2 separate regions of the Homo sapiens genome follow, and region 1 is linked to region 2. The links are chromatin contacts, found by Hi-C or POLR2A ChIA-PET in ENCODE. All regions are on one chromosome and are shown on one strand. Each heading gives the region's core, a stretch centred on a gene start or an enhancer-like site at or near the end of the contact. The rest is flanking DNA. Distances are from core to core; before and after follow the strand shown.

The links. A loop is a pair of places that touch in the nucleus more often than their neighbours do. ChIA-PET counts read pairs that join two places held with the same protein, here RNA polymerase II (POLR2A). Pooled maps may share reads with other maps.
Region 1: a loop to region 2 is called in a map of heart right ventricle, with 2.5 times the contacts of the local background. The contact joins two enhancer-like sites. A Hi-C loop is called at or near these places in 3 of 168 maps with a recorded cell type or tissue (Right ventricle myocardium inferior, heart left ventricle and heart right ventricle) and 3 of 50 pooled maps. POLR2A ChIA-PET finds 5 or more read pairs at or near these places in 1 of 52 experiments (PC-3).

Annotation. Positions count from the first base shown.
Region 1 is chr5:41,407,257-41,413,647 of GRCh38, forward strand. All of the region lies in intron 1 of PLCXD3 (phosphatidylinositol specific phospholipase C X domain containing 3), which reads right to left. LOC105374740 (a long non-coding RNA gene) reads left to right here. Exons shown (of 2, transcript XR_925950.3): 2 at 1,723-1,929. Among named protein-coding and RNA genes, the nearest start is that of PLCXD3, 100 kb to the right of the region's middle. Within about 2 kb of position 3,273, at least 3 of the 41 ENCODE cell types and tissues checked have a DNase peak (open chromatin) inside an H3K27ac peak, as active enhancers do; they include heart right ventricle, where a contact is called at or near this core.
Region 2 is chr5:41,454,122-41,460,692 of GRCh38, forward strand. All of the region lies in intron 1 of PLCXD3 (phosphatidylinositol specific phospholipase C X domain containing 3), which reads right to left. Among named protein-coding and RNA genes, the nearest start is that of PLCXD3, 53 kb to the right of the region's middle. Within about 2 kb of position 3,109, at least 2 of the 41 ENCODE cell types and tissues checked have a DNase peak (open chromatin) inside an H3K27ac peak, as active enhancers do; they include heart right ventricle, where a contact is called at or near this core.

The DNA of each region.
Region 1 (6,391 bases), core at 2,023-4,522, 47 kb before region 2:
ATCTACTCTTGGTATGTAACTGAGGAGATAAAATACACAGATTATGAAAATAATATTAAATCTCAAAATACTTCTACTTGATTTGGAAGATAGTTCAAATTGTGAATACATGATGATCAACATGACAAGAAAAAAAAATTTCAAAATTTACTCATTTGATTCTTACCTGACAGCTAACAATTAATCTTAATTTTTGCTTACTGTGTTGATTAAACTTATCAGTTATTTGGACTTTTGGAGACAAAGACCAGCCATTGAGCAGAAAGGATCACTTCTTTTTCCTGGCACATAATTTTGCCTCAATCTTCCAGCTCGTGATTGAGTCTTTATGAACAATCCAAGAGATTTTATGTCATTAAAGACAACACACAATATGTATCACAATCTACAAGACTTCTAGAATTGAACAGATCATTGAAAACCACAGACCTGTAACTTAATATGTGTATTTCACTTGACATAATAAATGAATAGGAAATACATTTTTTAATATTAAACCCAAAATAGCTCACGGAACACTAAGTTTAATCCTTTTCTAAAGAAAGCATCAAGATAGTCATGCTGTGATTTCTCTTTGGGCAAATCTGTATCTTTCATATTGTGTAAAGCCTCCTCCTCAGTACATCTTACAGTGAGCTCATGTAAAGAAAGTTGGTTTCCTTATTTAAGTCTTTTGATCCAATATTCAAGATGCTAAATTTGAGAAGTCCTATTTTACTGATGACTCTGAGGAGTAGAGAAGTTCAGTATTCATCACAATTTTAATCAACTTGCTGGGTCATTTCTTTAAACCAGTAGATGAGCTGACAACGAATCATTTAACAGCATCAATATTCAGATTATTCAGATCAAGAGGCAGAAAAAAAGAGCTTGCTCCCATTGCCATCCATGGTGAAACTATTAAGTCTCTTTCTCATATGAATTTATTTTTAAAGATTATCAGCAGGGCTTCCAGAAAAAGAATTATAAGAGACCCAGGTATTACCAATGCTGCTCTTTCAAGGCCCACACTTTGAATGTGAGGTATTAAGGTAATACAGACATCTTCTTGCTCATCAACTACTCATTACATTGCCTTCTTTCCTGAGCCCTGAGTTTCCTGTGCTTCCACTCTCAGTCTCTTTTCTGACACATACACACATATGCATATACACAAACACACATACATGTTGACACACATACTTCTGCTTATCTGATCTGAGTTGTGATTATATGAGGACATTCTAAGTTTTGGGAGATGTCACAACACCTGTGTTGTTGGTTGAATACTTTCCTGTCACATATAAAAAAATCTGAACTAAACTTTTTTTTAAAACAAAAAGGTTGACAGAACATTTATTAATAAGTTTTGTGATTAATTTTATTTTAATAAACTGTCTGAGGTTATTTAGTTATTAATACTCATAAGAAGAACTCTGGAAGTCAATCCGCACATCTTTATTAAGAAGTCAAACACAAGTCTGTGGCCATAAGAATACGGTGTCGCATAAGTAAGCCTAATTCCTCTTACCCTTGAGGCCACCAAGCTGCATTTTCAAATGTATATATTTCTACATTTGTAACGATCACCCTTCCAAATGTAGTGAGTCAGGGAGAAGGATGAATCAAGGATGACTAAATAATAAGAAAGATGGGGGAGGAAAGTGTCCATAACAGAGATGTGGCAAAGATGAGGAAGAAAAAGAGCAGATTTTATTAACACTATTGCCTTGGCTATTTTAGCAGAACACAGAGAAGAATCCAAAAAGGACATGTCTGTTGGCAAACAACTTGGGAGAGAACCAGAAGTGAACCCAGTTGCTTGTGTCATTATTTTGCCTTAGCCTCCAAGAGCCTGAACAGCCCAAGGAGGACAAGACAGTCTTGACCTAAGGGAAAGATATGCTTTATTTACAAGAAAACATTAAAAAATCTGTTTTGTACAGGAAACTGTCTAGTTCTTTTCCTATTCACTGCCCCCAAAGATGACCTATGAAGCTGGAGAAACTGGATTATCGGGAGCCTTGAGCAGCCTTAAGCCCAGGGTGCTAAGGTCACAAAATGGATCACTCTCCCTTTGCTGGCTGGGCTCCAGCCACAGCAGGCTTTTTTGAGCTTATCAAATATACTAAGCTCATTTCAGCTTAGCCCCTGCACTTGGTAATCCCACTGCCTGCGATACTCTGCCCCTCATTGTGTGCATGGCTAGCACCTTTTCATTCAAGTCTCAGTTTAAATGTCATCTTCTTAAATAAACCTCGTATCTAAAGTATCTAACTCATCCAACCCTCCCCTGCTGCCTGTTAGTCTGTATCACATGATCTAGTGATATTTTCTTCATAGAGTTTATCACTAGCTTCAAGTTTCATTTTATTTAGTTGCATATTTGCTTGTTGTCTATCTCTCCCCACTAGCATTTAAATTCCATGAGAATTAGTATAGAATCTGTCTTGTTCGCTATTGTGCCCTCAACAAAAGGCACTGCCACTAGTACATGAAAGATGTTCCCTAAATATTTGTTGCATGAAATAATATATTTTCATTTCACTAAACCTCAACATCCTCATCTATAAATAGGACTGATATCACTACTTATAAAGATTATAAAATAAGTGATAAGCAGTAAACACAAATTATGCAGACAATATTCAAGAAGTATTAACTTTTATTATCACCATGAATTACAATTTCTACATTATTAACACTGAGAACTAAGTGCCTGGCACAGAGTAGGTTTTCACCAAATGAATGAATGAATGAAAGAATTAATAAGAATTATACTGAGAGATTACAAACAACATGGTTGTCATAAGCTCTCAGAACTAACTCAAAGAAAATACTGCCACAGCCTCTGGGGTACTTTAGATAGATTAATGTCTTCTAAAGCCCCCCTCCTTTTATTTATCTTTTTTTTTTTTTTTTGAGACGGAGTCTCACTCTGTTGCCCAGGCTGGAGTACAGTGGCGTGATCTCGGCTCACTGCAGCCTCCGCCTCCTGGGTTCAAGCAATTCTCCTGCCTCAGCCTCCTGAGTAGCTGGGACTACAGGCGTGCGCCCCCACGCCTGGCTAATTTTTTTTTTGTATTTTTAGTAGAGATGGGGTTTCACCATGTTGGCCGGTATGGTCTTGATCTCCTGACCTCGTGATCTGCCCACTTCAACCTCCCAAAGTGCTGGGATTACAGGTGTGAGCCGCTGTGCCCGTCCCCCGCCCCCCAGCTCCTTTTATGATTCCCTGGACCGTGAATTTCCTGTACCGGATGTCGCAATGCCAAGCCCTGCCAATTCTGGAAGGCTCTGCTCCTTACACATGTGCCGTTTCAGATTCTTACTATTACTGTATGTTCTGATATCCAGGCTCAGCACTGACAGCTGTCCTTCTACCCAGGCCATCTGAAGGAGGCTCAAGTGTAGGGCACCTCACTTTATGGCCACCTTTTTTCCCAGCAGTTTTATCCTTGTGACAAGGACCTAAAACTGAGCATCAACAGCAGCGGTTGAAAGAGAAGCAAACAAAAGTCAGTGCCATATAGAGGTAACGTGCAGCATAAGAAAAGAAAGTTGGGAAAGGAAATGTGGTTGCCACACAGTCAGCCACATCTTCCCTATTCCTCTGTAGCAGCTAATTGTATAAGACGTTGATATCTTTTTTATGCCACCTTCTCCCCCGATTTCTCCACTGGAGCCTCCTGGTGGTGGCAGACCCTGCAGTTTGGGGCAGTCTTGAGTATATGTAACCACAGGAGCAGCTCTTATGTGGGAAGACAGAACACATAGCCTGGGCAAATGGGGGAGGGCAGATTAGATAAAAACAAGTCCATATCACTAAAACCAACTATTCTGAAAGACAATGACTCGATTGTGTTTTCCCTCTAAGAAGAAAACAAATACAAAACCTGGCAAATAAACAGTCTAATTATTAAATTCTCTTAGATTTGAGAACCAAGAAGGCCTCTGAAGCCTATTTACCTTTGTTCTTGTATGTCTGGCACTATTTCTTTTCCTTTTATGAATAAAGAAAATCTGAAATAACACAACATTACCCTTAATCATGTTTGTGCTACAGAAATAACATCTCCTTGAAATACCAGCCTTTGATTCTATGATGCCCTCACCAAACACCACTTCTTGCCAATAGCTGGATCTTTTCTTTATCAAGGGAGTGTTTGAGGGTTGGGGATTATTTCTTTGCTCTTCCTTCCAGTCTCCCTTTCTCTTCCTCTAGCCTTGGGATTTGAGATCTGGATATGTAGAGAATATATTTCCTTTTGCTCTCCAATCTCACAGCAGAGCTGGGATAATAAGAAATGTTTATAAAACTGGCACAAACAAACAAACTGGTTTCTAAAAACTAGAATGTAGGTACCAAGTTGAGCCCATCATAAGATGATTCTGAATAGTATCACCTTCATGCTACATGATATTTGGTCTTATAAATCTTACATGGCATGCAAACATTCCCAAACTCCTTACTCCAAATAATATTTTTATAATTTTATATTTTATAATTTTATAATTTATAATTTATAATATTTTTATAATAGTTTTGGTCATATAGAGTATTGATCATGGATATATATATGTCCATATTGATATCCATATATATATCTCCATATATATGTATCCATATATATATCTCCATATATATGTATCCATATATATATCTCCATATATATGTATCCATATATATATCTCCATATATATGTATCCATATATATGTATCCATATATATATATGTATCCATATATATCCATATCTATCTATCTGTATGTATGTATAGCTGCACCATTTAGAGCACACACAGACACAATCACATTTCTAACAATTGTTTTACTTCTTAAGGAATTTTTTTAGGCCTTTTTAATACACTGAACTGTTTATATTGTCTTCTGATAGGAACTGTTTAGACTGGATTCAAATCGTGGTCAAATTTATACTCTATATTCTTACTCATGTTTGGTCTCTTTAGGAAAAAAATATATACCAAATGCATTGGGTTACAACATCAATGTTTTTCCGTAGTATTACATAGTCTTCAAACATTGTTTAAATGATTGCATTGTGCCGTATATGCTAATAAATACTTTAACAATTCCTTTATAAGTATGTGTTTCGAGTTATCTCTTTTATTAATTATACCGAAATGAAACTCTTCCTATATCTTTTATAATAAATTCTCAGAAATTCAGTAGTCTCATTTATTAGGAGGTGACTTACACCCTTTCTTTACCTTTACTTCATTATTTCTTCCTGTCTTTTCTCAGAGTTGTGTACCTAACTTAAAAGAAGTCAAGGACATGAGAGCTGTTAGTGGGAAATTACAGTGGCAATGTGCTCCTTTGCCACTCGCCCTTGATAATGACCTTCTAATCACATACTGTTTTCAGTCTGCACCCCTCCGCCTCAGAAAACAGGCATTTCTTGTTTCAGCCTTAATGTCTCACATCTTTATTACATTATCTTTTATTGTGTCAGCCTCTACTTCTTATCTGTAGTCACTCAAGATCTTACCTCAAAGAACCCCCTAATGCTAAAAGGACTTGATATTGTCTGGACTTGGTGACATACAATTTAGAGTATACACAGACACAAACACATCTCTAACAGTGCTTTACTTCTTAAGGAAAACTGTAAAGCCTTTCTTTAATTCAACTATTTGTACTGTCTTCTGGTAGGAATTGTTTAGACTGGATTTAAATTGTGGTCAAATTTGCATTCTATATTCCTACTCATGTTTGGTCTCTTAAGGAAAAAAGAAGTAACGACATGACAACCAGTAATTTTCTAATGATCCTAAGTTGAGATCAAAACAAAACAAAGAATAATAATAAACTCTGCCATTTATTGTATTACACTTACTAGAATTATATGTTTAACTTGAGAGTTACCACCAGTTCACAGAAGATTGCAAATAATTTTTTTTTAAATTGCCTACTTACAAGTTACTTATTTTTCTACAAACCAAACAAATACTTTGCAAGTGAATGATGCCAAGATTAGATCATGAAAGTCATAAATTTTGTACAACACAAAGAAAGGATGGCTGCGAGCTGGCTCAATTGCAGTGTCAGACCAGGCAAATCAAGAAGAAATATTAGAACCATTTTGTTTCTGCACTGAACTTGGAAGAGTCATTTCAAATCAAATGAGCAAACATGCATTGAACACCTGCAATGCAACAGGAAATTTGCTAAACACTATGATAGATGTAAAAATAAATATGACTACTTCTGGCCCCAATAAACTCAAACCCAATAAATTTGTGAATGTTTTCAAAAAAATGGTCCTTGCCTTTAGGAACTTTAAATGAAAACTTCTGGCCAATCCTGCCAAAGAGACTGTTATTCCACTTTTCCATTATTTGTTTCTAACAGTCAATGTGCTTGAATTACAGGAGATATGGGTTAACTGG
Region 2 (6,571 bases), core at 1,859-4,358:
CCAAATATTAATGTCCATTCACAACCTCAGAATGTTATCCTTATTTGGAAATAGGGTCTTTGCAGATATAATTAGCTTAGATACAGTCACACTGTAGTGGAATGGGCCCTAGATCCAATGACTGGTGTCCTGTCTTAGTTCATTCAGGCTACTATAACAAAATACCATAAACCAGGTAGCTTTTAAACAACAGGAATTTATTTTTCATAGTTCTTGAGGCTGGGTTGCCTAAGATCTAAGTGCTGGCAGATTTGGTATTTGGTGAGGGCCTACTTTCTGGTTCACAGATGGCACCTCCAGCTGTGTCCTCACAAGATGGCAGGTGCTAGCTAACTCCCTGGAGTCTCTTTTATAAGAGTGCTAATCCCATTCTTGTGGACAGAGCCCTAATGACCTAATTACCTTCCAAAGGCCCCACCTTCTAATACTTTCACCCTGGTGATGAGTTTTAACGTGAACTTTTGGGGGGATGCAAACATTCGGACCATGCCTATCCTTCTAAGGAAGCCATGAGAAGACAGAGAAACACACACAGATTGAAGCAGGTCATGTAGTGATGGAAGCAGAGACTAGAGTTATGTATCCACAAGCCAAGGAACACCAAAAATTGCTGACAACCACCGGAACTTAAGAGACAAATGAGACATATTCTCTCTCCAAGTTTACAAAAGAAACCAATTGTATTAGTCTGTTTTCATACTGCTATGAAGACCTGCCTTCATAGACTGGGTAATTAATAAGAAAAGAAGTTTAATTGACTCACATTTCAGCATGGCTGGAGTGGCCTTAGGAAACTTACAATCATAGTGGAAGGCGAAGGGGAAACAAGGCACCTTCTTCACAAGGCAGCAGGAAGGAGAAAAGCTGAGCAAAGGGAAAAGCCCCTTATAAAACCATGAGACCACATGAGAACTCACTCACTATCACCAGAACAGCATGGGGGAAACCACTCCCATGATTCAACCACCTCCACCTGGTCTCTCCCTTGGTACATGAGGATCATGGTGATTACAATTTAAGATGAGATTTAGGTGGGGACACAAAGCCTAACCATATCACCAATCCTGCCAGCAACTTGATTTTAGACTTCAGGCTTCCGGAAATATGAAAGCATACATTTCTGTTGTTTTGAGGCATGTAGCTCATGGTAATTTGTTACAGCAGTTCTAGGAAACTCATAACTGAGGATAATTGAGGACTTTCATTTATTTATTCTTCCGTTAACCTGACTCTCCCTATTTCCAGTTTCAGCAGCTGAAACCATCATTTTCTCAGTTTAAATATGATTGACAAGTTTAAATGACACAAAAGAATGCTCATGCTGTCTCAGAGGGATGATGGGGTCAGATAGCAGGCTAGGAGGCAGCCAGAGCAAAGGGGTAAGCCTTAAGCTCACAGGCAATGGCTGAACAGCACTAAAGAACCCAGAAACTGAAGAGAAAGGGAGTACATAAACTCTGATGGAATGAGAAAATGGGAAGTATAAAGTTAGGTGTAAGCCATATAAAGTGAAGTGCAGAAACATGCCTTCAGAAAATAAAACTAAACATGAAAGGGCAATCCTACCATGTGAGAGCCAATGCATGCATTCTGAAAAGGTACACTGCCTGTCCTTAAAGAACTGCATATAGTTCAAGGATATTTGTTTTAGTGTATTCTGAAAAGGCTTTAGGATCATTATCAATCCTGTAATAAGCCCAAGAGGAAATTTCAGGAAGCTGCAGTTCTCCTACCACATTTTCAAGTATGATAATGCAGGTCTTGAGAGAACAAGAAACACAGTTATTGTCCCATATCACCATTGTGTTAAAAACAATGCATGTAAGATTGTCGCAAAGAATAGAATCATTTAAAATACAAGGTGTTACTACTGCTGGTAGTATGGTACAGTGATAGATGGAGTCTGGAGTAAAAAAAAATAGGGGTCAAAATTCTACTATGCACTCACTAAGCTATGTAGGGTGTGATAAAGGGAACTGGTAATGAGGAGGGAGAGCGGTTCAATTTTAAATGAGATAGTCAGAGTAAGCATCATAATGAAAGTGACCTTTAAACAGAGATCTGAAGTGTGTGATTTATTCATGTAGATAGATAACGGAAGTTGTTTATTACCCTCAAGAATTCTGGAACTCTCCTGGCATCTTGGATTCTGACTAGTTCTGTGGAAATTATCTGAATCCTGTTTGTAATCTTTGTACAATCACTTAGCAAATAAAAACATAAATATCCATCATACTTCTTTAAAACCTATTGTTACAAAACATTCTGTGTTCTGCTAAGTATAAAATATGTATGTACAATGGCTAACTTTTTTCTAAAAGAGATAAATTCAGGATAGAAAAATATTTATAAGGATAAATGAAAAATAAAATATACATTTATGTTGAAAAAAAAAGAAAAACAAGTTCTTAATCTCTAGACTTACCCATTTTATTAATGCTGGAAAGTAGATGTTTGTGTCCCCCCTGACACTCCAAATTCATATGTTGAAATCTGTTCCCTAATGTGAGGGTATTTGGAGGTTGGGCCTTTGGAAGATGATTAGGTCCTGAAGGTGGAGCTCTTATGAATAAGGTAAGTGCCCTTAGAAAGGAAATCCTAGAGAGATCCCTTGTCCCTTCCACCATATGAGGACATAGCAAAAAGACAGCCATCTATCAAACAGGAAGCAGCCTCTCACCCTCTCACCAAACACCAAATCTGCCAGCACCTTGATCTAAGATTTCTCAGCCCCCCAAACTGTGAGAAATAAATTTCTGTTGTTTAAAAGCCACTCAGTTTATTGTAGTTTGTTACAGCAGCCCAAATGGACCAAGACCATTAAGAAAGATCATTTCCCTACTGTCTTCTTACTCTTTTTAAAAAGGGTTGGGGTTTTATGAGAATACATTAGCACTAACAGGAAAACATACATACCCAACCCATATGAGTCAATGGGGCATAAGAGCTTTCTGCAAAAATAAATCTTGAAAATGTTTTTGCTACTTTATAAGTCTGAAAAATAATTCAAGCCACTCTAAACCCTTGAAATTCTGTTGGATAATGAACTTAAGGAGCTGTTGACATCCATGTCGCCTGGTGTCCACACTTGGCCTCATATCAGACAGCCACTGGAAAGCGATTTGCATGAACATGTATCTGAGAACCCTCTGTTTTATTTTTAAATGATAACAAAAGTAAGTACAACCATGATAGTAGCCTACTAATAATAAAGGGAGCTATTTATACATTTTTAAGTGACTGTGGTAGATATAGTTAGCTATCAACATGAAGTTCTTGTACCTTAGAGATGGCATGTCACTGAAAGAAACAGACTCCAGGTCATGGGAGTTCCAAATCTCCTCTCAGATGATTGGAACCCAGGAGTACACCCTTCCCCAGCATAACCTGCATGTAGATGCATAGCCCACTGCTGAGGGACATGTACCTGTGACCAGCGCCTCAGATACAATACTGGGAGGACATCTGTACTTAAGCTGTCTATATTCAAGTGACCTTTGCTCTCAGAGAAGTGGGACTATATTCAGAATGGTGCCCCTTAACATATTTCACATAAACCCCTTTCACCTGCTTTGTTTTGAAACTTTCCCATGGGACTAGGGTTCTTAAAGCTGATGAGGTACATGAAAACTCATACCATAACAGGTCACCCGTTAGAACAGGTCAATGGAGAAAGATGAGCACTGAGAAAATGCGGAAAGACTGGGCCTTCCCTATCCTCTGTACACCATTGTGTTTCAGCTCACTCTCCACAAAAATGATGTCCTGGAGTTCTAAGAAAGAAAACAGTCATAGAGCACAGAAATACAGGGCTGCGTGTTACTGGATGTGAGGGAAAACTGTAGACATGGGGACAAAGAAAAAAATAGAAGCACCAAGTTTAACTTAGGGGAGAATCAACCATCATTATGGTTGCTTGAGACAGAACAATGATTTAAAAGGGAGAAACTAAATAGGAGTTGTTACTGGAACAGTGTTTAACCTGCATGTGTTTTCCCTACTCCCTCATCCCACGCCTGCTAATGTCAATAGTGATAAAAATGAGCTAGATGGAAGAGGGTTGAAGGTGGTCAGTGTAATACTTTAGAAAACAGATTCATGTATGACTCAAATACCTGAAGCTTTAGGGATTCCATAATTAAAGAACAGAATATAGAAGGAATAAAAAACATACTGAACAGCCCAAGAATCTCTAGTAAAAGTGAAAGATTAGACAGAGAAACAGAAAACTGGAAAATAAAACCAGAATTAGTGAAAATGTAATTCTGAGAGATAGAAGGGATGGAGAAATGTGACCAGGCTGAATAGGAGATATAAAAAGCCATTCGTTTACCTTGATAAGCAAAAGTGTGTCAATGACAAGGAAAGTTGGGGCCAAAATTAAAAAGTTAAATTATTTTCATTCAATAAATGTTCATTGAATTGTCACCCTGTGCCAGGAACTGTGTTAAGTGTTGGGACCAAGTGGTGAACAAAACAGCGGATTTAAAGTGAGTGGCCAGGGCAAAGGGTCAGGTCATTTGACACTAATGCTAAAATCCCATGGAAATCTGAATGCTTTTCTTAGCACCTTGAGGTCACAGAAAACTAAAGCAGAAGAAATGAGCTGAAATGAAAAATAAGAGTTCAGAAGAAAAACACTAAAAGGCATCTGTTTAAGTAAATTACATTTATTTCAGGTGCTACATACACATTTGAAAGGGAAAAGTCCTTGTGAGACCCTGTAAAATAATTTACACAGAAATATTGAGTGATATTCTGTAAACATATGCAATCTACGCTACATTTTAGCTGTACATTTTTAAATTAAGAGATACATTTATTTTTCTTAGAGTATCTATTCCTATAACTTATTTCCTTATGAAAAGCATGTTTTATTTAGACATTCCTATAGAATATTGCTTGATTTTCTTTTTCTCTCTTGTCTGTTTTTCTAAGAAAAATATTTTCCTTCAATGCCAAGTACTCTTTCAAGGGTCTAAATAGAAAAATAGTAGAGTTATCGATCAAAGAATCCCTTCTCTTTCTGAGTGTCTTCATCTACATTTAAGGTTTGAGAAGACAAATGACAAACATATTTTTAGACATTTTCATGTTTGAACAGGTTAGGTGGGGTTCATATTTTGATTCTTCCTAATATAAATGTCATTCAGGCTAGACAAAAGGAAAAAAATAGTCTCCAGGATTTCAGAAATGTTATTTTAAAAAATCATCCAAATCAATGTGGCAGAGTGGCCTGCTTAAAAGCCCTTCAATTAGATTTCATTGCTATAAATGGAGGTGAAAAATCAATCAAGACAACCTGGGACCAAATATAATGCCACAATGAATAAATACTTCATTATGGGTCCAGCCTAATCTTGCTAATTTTTAAAGATTTGTACATTCATGTGACATGTCAAACTAGCATCACACTGCTCAAGTCCCTTTAGGATATCAATACCAAATTAATATTCCTAAAATAACACACACAGAATATTAATAAAATTTCATAGCTCTGGCCTCAGAACTGCCAACTAGATAGCCAGCATTGTCTCTTACTTCTTCCTAACACATTCCACTCAGTTCCATCAGAGACACATCCCTGCAACAACTTCTCAATCAACCATTAAGTTATTTCTCTGCCAACATCTTCAGTCAACACTGTCAATCTACTTGTCAGATTTATATCACTTCTTGCAAACTTTCTTTTGTACCCAACTTAAGGATTGCTGCCATTAAGTGTACAATCAAGCAAGCGATAAGGATTTACTGAGCATCTATTCTGTGCTTGTCATTGGGCTAAGGAGAGGGAAAGGAGAAATTATTAGATAAAGATAAATCCTGCAAGGAGCTAATACTAGCGTTCAAGATAAAGCACCAAGAAACAACCACAGATTAAGATCATGTGTAACAAAGGGCACAGCTATGCCTTGCAGAGAGAAAAGGAACTACAATTTAGGAGACCTTTTAAACCTATGTTTTCCACACAAAGATATGCGTATATAGAATATAACATAATGGTTCCCAGTCTCCTCTGGGATATGATTTTATGGATGCTAGTGTTCCCATTTGTGTTGCAAACCTTTCAGAGGCAGGAAATGTTCATTCCTAGCACTCCAGTGTCTATCATATTGGTGACTATGCTGTTAATTCTCAATGGTGTTGGCTGAATTTTAATATCCTTTACCTTTGATCCTGTTGAACTGTACATAATTCACAGCATGTATAAACAGAGGTGCTTAGATGTACGGTCTAATTTGGATGTGTGCAGTTAATACAAATGTGTTCCTCATCTTCTGTAAGTATATGGGCATTATCATATCTATATTTTTTAAAGTCAGAGAAACTTTAGAGTGAGGGCTGTCAAATACCAGTGTGAAAATTCCAGAGTTTATCACAGCTCATCAACATTTATAGCAGAGTACCTGGCATACTGAAAGACACCAAGCAGTTTATGTATGACATCTACTTTTGTGCTATTGTACCCTTGGTGAGCAGGAAATTAAGTGTGTTTGCACACAAATAACTTTATCTAGTGAGCACTCATTATTCTACAAGAATTGCAAGATTCATTGCCCTTTTTACAACG